Linked DNA regions of Homo sapiens: region 1 is linked to region 2. Evidence: read pairs that join two places in POLR2A ChIA-PET (ENCODE). Cell type or tissue: endothelial cell of umbilical vein. All regions are shown on one strand. Each heading gives the region's core, and the rest is flanking DNA. Links, peaks and the distances in the headings are about the cores only.

What was found. Peaks named below come from ENCODE experiments on the same cell type or tissue, not always from the same donor. Only the 100,000 strongest peaks of a DNase experiment are listed, where the experiment ranks them.
Region 1: POLR2A ChIA-PET joins it to region 2 with 7 read pairs; 4 of 35 experiments call an interaction of 5 or more read pairs at or near these places.

What each region holds. Positions count from the first base shown.
Region 1 is chr13:100,436,497-100,440,904 of GRCh38, forward strand. The region is part of intron 20 of PCCA (propionyl-CoA carboxylase subunit alpha); the gene reads left to right. Among named protein-coding and RNA genes, the nearest start is that of PCCA-AS1, 42 kb to the right of the region's middle. In endothelial cell of umbilical vein, for the core only: no CTCF peak of the experiment used is centred there; a DNase peak (open chromatin) is centred at 2,505.
Region 2 is chr13:100,304,663-100,309,070 of GRCh38, forward strand. PCCA (propionyl-CoA carboxylase subunit alpha) reads left to right here. Exons shown (of 24, transcript NM_000282.4): 15 at 2,530-2,598. Among named protein-coding and RNA genes, the nearest start is that of PCCA-AS1, 170 kb to the right of the region's middle. In endothelial cell of umbilical vein, for the core only: no CTCF peak of the experiment used is centred there; no DNase peak of the experiment used is centred there.

The sequences.
Region 1 (4,408 bases), core at 76-4,075, 130 kb after region 2:
AAGGGAGTAGCCCCTGGTCCTTTTATTACTTAGGTGTGGAAAGCTAGGATTTTCCTTTCAATTTAGTTCTAGGAAGTTGGCGTGAAACAGCCTTGGGTTCCCTGCCTCCAGACCCTATTCTCCTGCCTCAGTGCTATCATTAGAATAATAAATTTCATAGGTTATTAACCTCTTTTAATTGATCTAAATCACCTGTTTCCTTTTGGATTTGACTTTTAATTCCCACTGCCCTGCTGACTTCTCGGCGCATATAAATGCTCAATAATTGGATGAATAGGTGTGGGTGGGTGAATGGGTAAGTGGACAGTCATCTTACATTATAGAATGTTTTGCTGATTCTTTTTAGTTCCTGACCTCCCAACATTTGCGAAATCCATACTCCATTAGTGTGGCTGGTGGACCTCTCTTGATACAGAATAACCATGGTTTCTGTGAGAGCAAAAAGAAACAAGAGGGCTCCCAAGGACTTGCCCACAGAGGCGCTTTGCTCACCAAGCATGGTTCTTTCCTGTTGGCCTCTGTTTGCTCTGGGTAGCACCTCGGCTGTTTTAGGCCCACAGTATCACCTATTGACAAGTGTAGATAGCTATTGATAGTATCAATAGGTGTAGGAAAGGGTCTGCCTCCTGCTATTCCTGGTTTTCTCTTTCTCAAAGGCTTGTGCATGCCCTAGGCTTTCTCACTGTCCGTTGCTGGGTGAGGTCATATCAGCTCTTACTCCCACAGAACCACCCGCACCTGCTTTAAGTACGCTGCCTTTCTGACTTCAAGAAAATCATACTCTCGGAAAAAGTCTAATCATTGTGGATAACTTTGAATATGGAGCTAGTGATATATTACCTAAGGGAGGAGGAAATCACATATTTTGAAATGATAAAGAACCAGGGGCATAAACATTGAGAACTCTTGAAAATAATTAAAAGTTCTCTTCAGAATTTTAAAGTCTTTTTCTATTAATTTCTCTAATAATTTAGCCAACTTTTCTTCAAATATCATCATTTAAGGAAAATGAAATAACTATTTTATATTTATTTGTTTATTTGTTTTTTTTTTTACCAGTGTTTCTGTTTTCATTGCCGAAGTAGTCAGTTGGTAATGACGTTTATTAAATAGCCTTATCTAATAGAAGGCTAACACAAGCCATATTTAAAATTTCTTTGTTTTAATTAATTAGCTCTTTGTTTTGTTTTGTGTTTGAGACGGAGTCCGTTGCCCAGGCTGGAGTTCAGTGGCACAATCTCAGTTCACTGCAACCTCCGCCTCCCAGACTCAAGCAATTCTTCTGCCCCAGCCTCCCAAGTAGCTGGGACTACAGGCACCTGCCACCATGCCCAGCTAATTTTTTGTATTTTTAGTAGAGAGGGGGTTTTACCATGTTGGCCAGGCTGGTCTTGAACTCCCGACTTCAAGTTATCTGCCCGCCTCAGCCTCCCAAAGTGCTGCAATTACAGGTGTGAGCCATTGTTCCCAACTGTCATTTAAAATTTCTTAGTAGTCATATTAAAAAAGATGAAACAAGTGGAATTAATTTTACTAATACATTTTATTTAAACCAGTGTACCTGTGGAGACAAAAGTGATTCCATCTTAATTGCTAATGCACCATGTTGTTTTTTTTTTCTTGAAGGCAAACCTTGTTGTTTTAATGTAATTTATTTTTTATTTTACTTTTTTTTTAATGATAGGGTCTTGCTCTGTTGCCCAGGCTAGAGTGCAGTGGTGCAGTATGGCTCACTGCAGCCTCAACCTCCCAGACTCAACTGATCCTCCTGCCTCTGCCTTCTGAGTAGGTGGGACTGCAGGCCTGTGCCACCACATGCAATTAATTTTGTTGATTTTTTGTAGAGATGAGGGCACACTATGTTGCCCAGAACTCCTGGACTCCAGTGATCATCCCGCCTCTGCTTCCCAAAGTGCTGGGATTATAGGCCTGAGCCACCACTCCCAGCAAAGCCATGTTGATTTCTCATTAGCCCCAGTCTCGTGAATGCCTCCTGATTCTGATTTTATTTACTGTTTTTAGTGTAAGAACAAAGCAGCCTTGATCTTACCACACAAATTATAGGCAGTGACGCACATAGCATTCCCACCTGTTCTGGAGGATGCCTTTAATTGCCTCTGTAGAGCACGTACACCCTTTCCCTGTGGCATATAAGCTCTGGGTCTGGCCAGTAACAGAGTGGGTTATACCTGTCTTGCAGCCATCCGAGATCACGCTTCTGTCTGTAAGTTCCCCCAAGAAAACACCCTTTACCAACAAATTGAGTTTCTTTGCCTTATTCTTTGGTTTCTTGGCTCCCTCCGCATTTGGGGGCTGCTTTGCATTTATGGCCCTTTCACAGAATAATACCCCAAATGTTGTCATTTCAACATGAAAGACTTTTAAAAATTACTAATGTGATACCAGAAACAACATAGACATTGGCATTAATACAACAGTATCTTAAACAATGGAACGGTCAGAGTGGAATGTAGTCCTACCAAAACAATGGAGTTGGGTTTAACAGAAAATTACACTGCTTCAGTTTTAAAATTAACATTAAATACAATTGAAAATTTAACTCCTCAGTCACACCAGTCATATTTCAAGTTCTCAGTAGCTACGTGTAGCTAGTGGTTACTGGGTTAGACCACTCACAGGCAAAATTTTTTGTAAACCAGAGAGTGTTTACAGATAGAGAAAACTCTACATAATGGTTTTTAAAGTATTCCCCCTTAATGTCAACCACAGTTTTGGTTTTTATCTCTTAAAATTTGGAATAGATGAGTTGAATTTATTTTTAAACAGAAGATGAATTTATCATCTAGCTGACAAACTTTTTAAATTTCCCATTAGAAGATTTAAAAAATTACAACCATTTTTAAAACGTGGAATGATTTCCTGCCTGTGGCATATAATTAAAGTGATGAAACAAACAGAAGATTCGCTGTGTCCTGGCCATGGTGAGCTCACTCTCTGTTTTCCTCACAAACCCCAGAACCTTTGTAGTGTGGAACCTGCTGGATGAATAGAAGTTTTTTATTTTATTTTATTTTTTTACTATGTCTATATTCCTGTGAAGTAATTTTTTTGACCTTGAAAGAAGTTCTTCAATTTTGCTGTTCTCTATTTCTTACAGTGTAGTTTGTGTACCGGGATTTAATGTATTGTTTGTCGTTAGCGTTTTACATACTAGATTTTCATCGTGCATAGTCACGTTGTTTGAACATTTGCAAGCAGAGCCGACTAACTGCTGTTGGCCTGTTTCTTTGTATGGCGTGATTTCTTCTATCCACCTGCTCACAGCAGGTTGCCTTCAGGCCTGAGGAGTAGCTAAATACTTTTGAAAATATCTTGAGATCCTGCTAAGGTCTAACAATTTCTGCATTTGTGTGATGTGAAGCTATTCATGCTGTACCTTTGAAGACTTTTTTCTTTCTATTTCTCATATTCTTGCTCAAATATTTTCAAAAGAAGATAAATTTATTATAAATAACAGTGCAGAGCTGATTGTAGCACCACTGCATTCTATATTGAATAGGTCTTTGATATTCAGCTAAGTGGAACTAATTTTCTATGTTAAAGCAGACAAATTTGGAATAGTGTCACATGAATCTCATGTTATTTACTGAAGAATACCAGATTAAATGGATTAGTTGTGAAATGACTAGAGTATTAAATTATATATATATATATATATATATATATATATATATATATATATATATATATATAAAACGTGATAACTTAAAATGCCCAGTGGGCCTATGTAATATAAAATATTACACAAGCACATGAATATGATGGACGAGATGTTATTCTGTTTGCAGATTGTGAAACTATCTGTAGTATATATACAAATGGTTGTCCACACAGAATTTGAATCAATTTTAAAATTGTAACCTTAAATTTCAGTTTTGAAGAAAATAAATTGTTGATTTTCATATCTACTTGAGAGGAAGTTAAAAATGTTATTTTCTTTTCAGTTTTTTTTAGATTAAAATAGCTCCCACACCCTCCAAGAATAAACTTTAGTTTTAATCCTAATAACTGTTTATAGATAGTAAAATTAATATTTTAATTAGAAAAATAAAGCGGCATACATTTTTGCCTGTACTTTGCTGGTACACAAATGAATTGGGAAGTAATTGTCTTATGTTTTCAGTCCTAAAGTGTTTTACAGGTTTTAAAAATGTTCCCCCCACCCCCATCTGTTTGAAGTCATTATTATTTTGTACTTTACACATGTGATTTCTCTAGAATCATTGCATGTGACATGACACTCTCAGGATATATAGGATATATAAATATATAACTTAGAATAAGTAGAGGTTGGTATTTTTCGAATGAAGTAGGAAATGAAAGAGTAATTATTAACCATATCCTTTTTACATTCCTGACATATCAATACAGCTACACATCTTAGAAA
Region 2 (4,408 bases), core at 184-4,183:
TTTCTGAGCAGTGGTTTGAGAATCTCGTACAGAGGTGCTTGGGTGTTTTGTTGTGGTTGTTATTGTTTGTTTTTCTTCCTTGTCTTATTAAAACTAGAGCAGTCAGTTTACCTTAGAAAACAATTTTTGGCTCTTACCTTTTTTGGTCACAAGAATGCATACTTAAGAGTTAACTTATGGTTTGTACTTTTCACATGCTTCATTAAGCCTGAGATTTATTAATATGGCAGAGGTGAAGATTTCCTTTTTTATTTTTGATCATCATGTTTTGTAAATTTGTTATTTTCAGACCACAGTTTTGTTCTGCTCAGAAATTTGGTTCTGATTTCATTTGAATTTTTTCTTAAAGTTTTTAGTGCAAATTTGTATAGCCTTTCATTGAAGGAATGGAGACTTGATCTGACTTCAGATTGGTTGTTAAGAAATAAAAATATAGCTGATTATTACTTGGAAAAAGCAGCATAAATAGTAAATTATAAAGCAGAGTTTTCATACTGTGGTACAGTTTTTAATTGGGAATACTGATTTGCTTATACAAAGATACGTGTTTATATATATCTTGATTTTATCGTATGTATTTTAAAGTTAAGATGACATAACTTCTGTGATCATAATATTAGTAAATAACAAAGACAGTTATATTTAATTAAGATCTGTAGGTAACACCTTATAGGATGATATTATTCAAGGCAACTGAAGTTTTAAGTAAGGAACTGTAGAAGAACATAATAAATATTCTTTATTGTCTATGTTATTTTATTTGTGGGTTGAACATCTAAGTTCTTCCTAGCTTTGTAGCAGTTTATGTAGCAAATGATAGGATGTAGTTAAAGTCAGAAGTTTTAGAACTTGTATCAGTCTCGTTTGTAAACACAGCATTAGCAAGCATGCTGTGGTTTTAAAGATGACATAGTGGTCAAATTAGCTCTTTCACTTTTTAGTACTAAAATTAAGAAAATGAAAACTCACAGATATATTTTCTGTTATGTAACCCGTTTACTAGTTGCCATTTTGGGGCTCTTTAATGTGGGGAAAAGGTAGATTGTGATTTTATTGCTTTTAAAGCTGCTCCATTAATTTTTTTCTAGTTTTTGTCAACACTGTGAATTTCATAGAACATCAGTTTATGTCCTGAAATATGTTTTCAGAAAATAGAAAGCCAAGTATATTTCGTAAGTGTGCTGAATGATTTTTGTTTATAATTAAGATTTTTGTATATGAATGTGAATACGAATACAGATATCTATATTTTTGTTTGTGCTTGCAAATACAGAAATAAAAGCCCTTCAGGTATGTTATAGTGTTCCTTTTACAACCTTACAAAGAGAATAATAGTAGTGTGAATTTTAAGAAAATGAAACTATCGCTTGTCTTCTGATGTCACCGTATAATAAAGCCATCATTATACCCTCATGTGGATATCCTAGACAAGAGGTTCTACATGTGGTCCCTTGATAATTGCCTAAATTAAAATATTAAAGGCCTAACAGCCGCTGTGTTGACCTTTTTCTGCCTTGCTGCAGACAGATGAGCTGCTGTTTATTAGGAAGGCTTCTTCCCACAGGTGGAAGGCTACGTGAGCTTCCGCTCTTCTCTTCCCACCCCTTTACAATGTTGGGCATCAAAGTCCTGCTGTTCCAGCAGCTTTGATTCAGTTCCTCCATCCTCAAGACCCCTAGGATGTGCCTGACAGTCTGAAGTATTTTGATTAGCTTTTAAATACTTCAGATTCCAAAACTTCTTTCTAATAATTTAATAAATGTTCTGTCCTCAGTAACTGCTCATTTTTAAAGTTTTGCATGGCTAACCTCCGTGCCTTGCTGCTGGTATCAAACTGGGAAATGAAAACAAGAATCAGTGATGTACTAACTCACTCGTTGGCTGGTTAACAGCAATCAGCCTCTTCAAAAGAATATTTTGAACTTGTGCTATCCCCCTACCCCCCACCCCAAGAAAATCACAAAATCAGAACTCTAATTGGGGCTTTACAAAGCAAAGCCATAGGAAAAGCTGTGTAAACATGAAAGCCTCAGGGGAGCAACAGTAACAGAAAAATAGTGTTTTACAGTTGAGAGGGTGAGGCAGAAAAGGAAAGTGTTACAGACATGAAAGGCCCAGGCCCACATTCCTATGGAGCTGAGGACCAGGCTTGACGAGGGGCCTCACTGGTGGGCTCAGAAGGGTCTGGCAGGGAGTGCAGTTAGCAAGGGCATCGTCCATGCCATGCTTCAGCTGGAAGACACCATCAGAGAGCCACAGCATCCTGGCATAGTGATGTAGGAAGTCTTCATTTTTTATTTTTTATTTTTGCTGTTTTTTAGTTTCGTCATTCAGTGGCAGAACAAAAAATGTGTTGCATTACATATTAACGGATCAAGATTTTAGATTGTTTTCCTATTTTCCAGAAGTTGAAATGTTATTTGAGATTGAAATTCTCTATCCATTTTCTCCATGGAAATGAAATTGGTGGTTACAAAAAAATATCTACACAATATGAATTACTTTTCTTTTTTTCTTTTTTTCTCCCAGGTCCGAGTGGACAGTGGCATCCAACCAGGAAGTGATATTAGCATTTATTATGATCCTATGATTTCAAAAGTTAGTTTAATTTCTCAATGGATTATTTGATTTCTTCGAAAAATCAATGATATTTAAAGAGTCTGAAACTGGGCCTTTATCTGAATCATAAGCTATAATTAAACAACTAATTATGCACTGATGTAAATGTGAAAGCAGAGCAGGTTTTTTCTCTTGAGAGAAAATTCAGCGTTATGTTAGTTTGTAGTACTCCTCCTCCCCAACTAAATCATGCCACACCATCACACACATGCATGAACAATAATAATAATAAACATCTAACCAGTGGTGCCAGCCTAACTCATTGCCATGAGAAGGAATTAAGGTTTTTTTTGGCCATTGGCAGAAATTACCTGAGATGGAAGTATGAATGAATGGCAAGAGTTGGGCTGATAGGCAGTGTTTGTTAGAGTACTTTTTGATCTTTTCTCTTCAGTTTTTACAAATTACCAATTATTTAAGTAGATGTGATGTAAGAGTATAAGATTTGTTTTGCCCACCTGTCTTTTTGAAGTTTGACTTTCCAGAATAAATGAATTGAATTTTTGGATCTTTAAACCCTTAAAACCGTATAAAGTGTAAAATGCTGTAATAATTAAGATTGTGGATTTTATTTTTATTTTATTATTATTTTTTTGAGATGGAGTCTCGCTCTGTCCGCCAGCCTGGAGTGCAGTGGCACGATCTTGGCTCACTGCAACCTCCGCCTCCCAGGTTCAAGCGATTCTCCTGCCTCAGCCTCCTGAGTAGCTGGGTGGCTCGTGCCACCAAGCCCAGCTAATTTTTTTTGTTTTTAGTAGAGATGGGGTTTCACCTTGTTAGCCAGGATGGTCTCCATCTCCTGACCTCGTGATCCGCCCGCCTCGGCCTCCCAAAGTTCTGGGATTACAGGCGTGAGCCACAATGGCCGGCCAGATTGTGGATTTTATTTTGAAAATTCTGTGTTCTCTGAAATGATACATCTGTATTGAGGAATGATTTGTTTTTCAAGCCTTGTTTCTCAAGATGGCTTTTCCCCAAGTGTCCTTTTTAATGTTATAGTTGCAGTAAACAAACACTTTTTTATCTGTCTTTCTTCAGTTAGGGTTTTAGTGCTTTTTTTTGGGATAGGGTCTCCCTTTTTCACCCAGGCTGGAGTGCAGTATCATGATCTTGGCTCAGTGCAGCCTTGACCTCCCAGGCTCAAGCGATCCACCTGCCTTAGCCACCCAAGTAGCTGGGACTACAGGTGTGTACTACCATGCAGGGCTATTTTTTTATATCTTTTGTAGAAATGGGGCTTCCTCATGTTACCCAGGCTGATCTCGAATACCTGAGCTCAAGCAATCCACCCGCCTCGGCCTCTCAAAGTGCTGGGATTACAAACGTGAGCCACCGTGGTTGGCCTAAGTTATTAGTAGTATTAAAATAAAATTTAGGTCTTTTGTTTATTAGAGAACCACCATTTAATTTAAAAATAAAACTATGTAAAAATATTATACGTTGATTTTTAAATATTCCATTTTTAGATGAATGTTTTTCTCTTCAGAAAAATGGCCTACAAATTAATTTTCAAATTTGCTTGATATTGAAGAGCTAGTAAAACCTACTAAAATAATCACAATCTATAGATTGGCTAATATAACTGCCAGAAAAATCTTTAATGAATAGTTAAGGTCTTATTTCATTGCCAAATTATAGAGATACATATAAGTAGGCACTAAATCATGTAGAATAGTAAGACTTTTCTGTTTTTTTGATTTCTGAAAAAGTACCATTTGCTTCTGTGTATATTATATGTAAAACTGCAAATGATTTCTAAGATAGTCGTCTTCTTTCTTTATACTTTTAT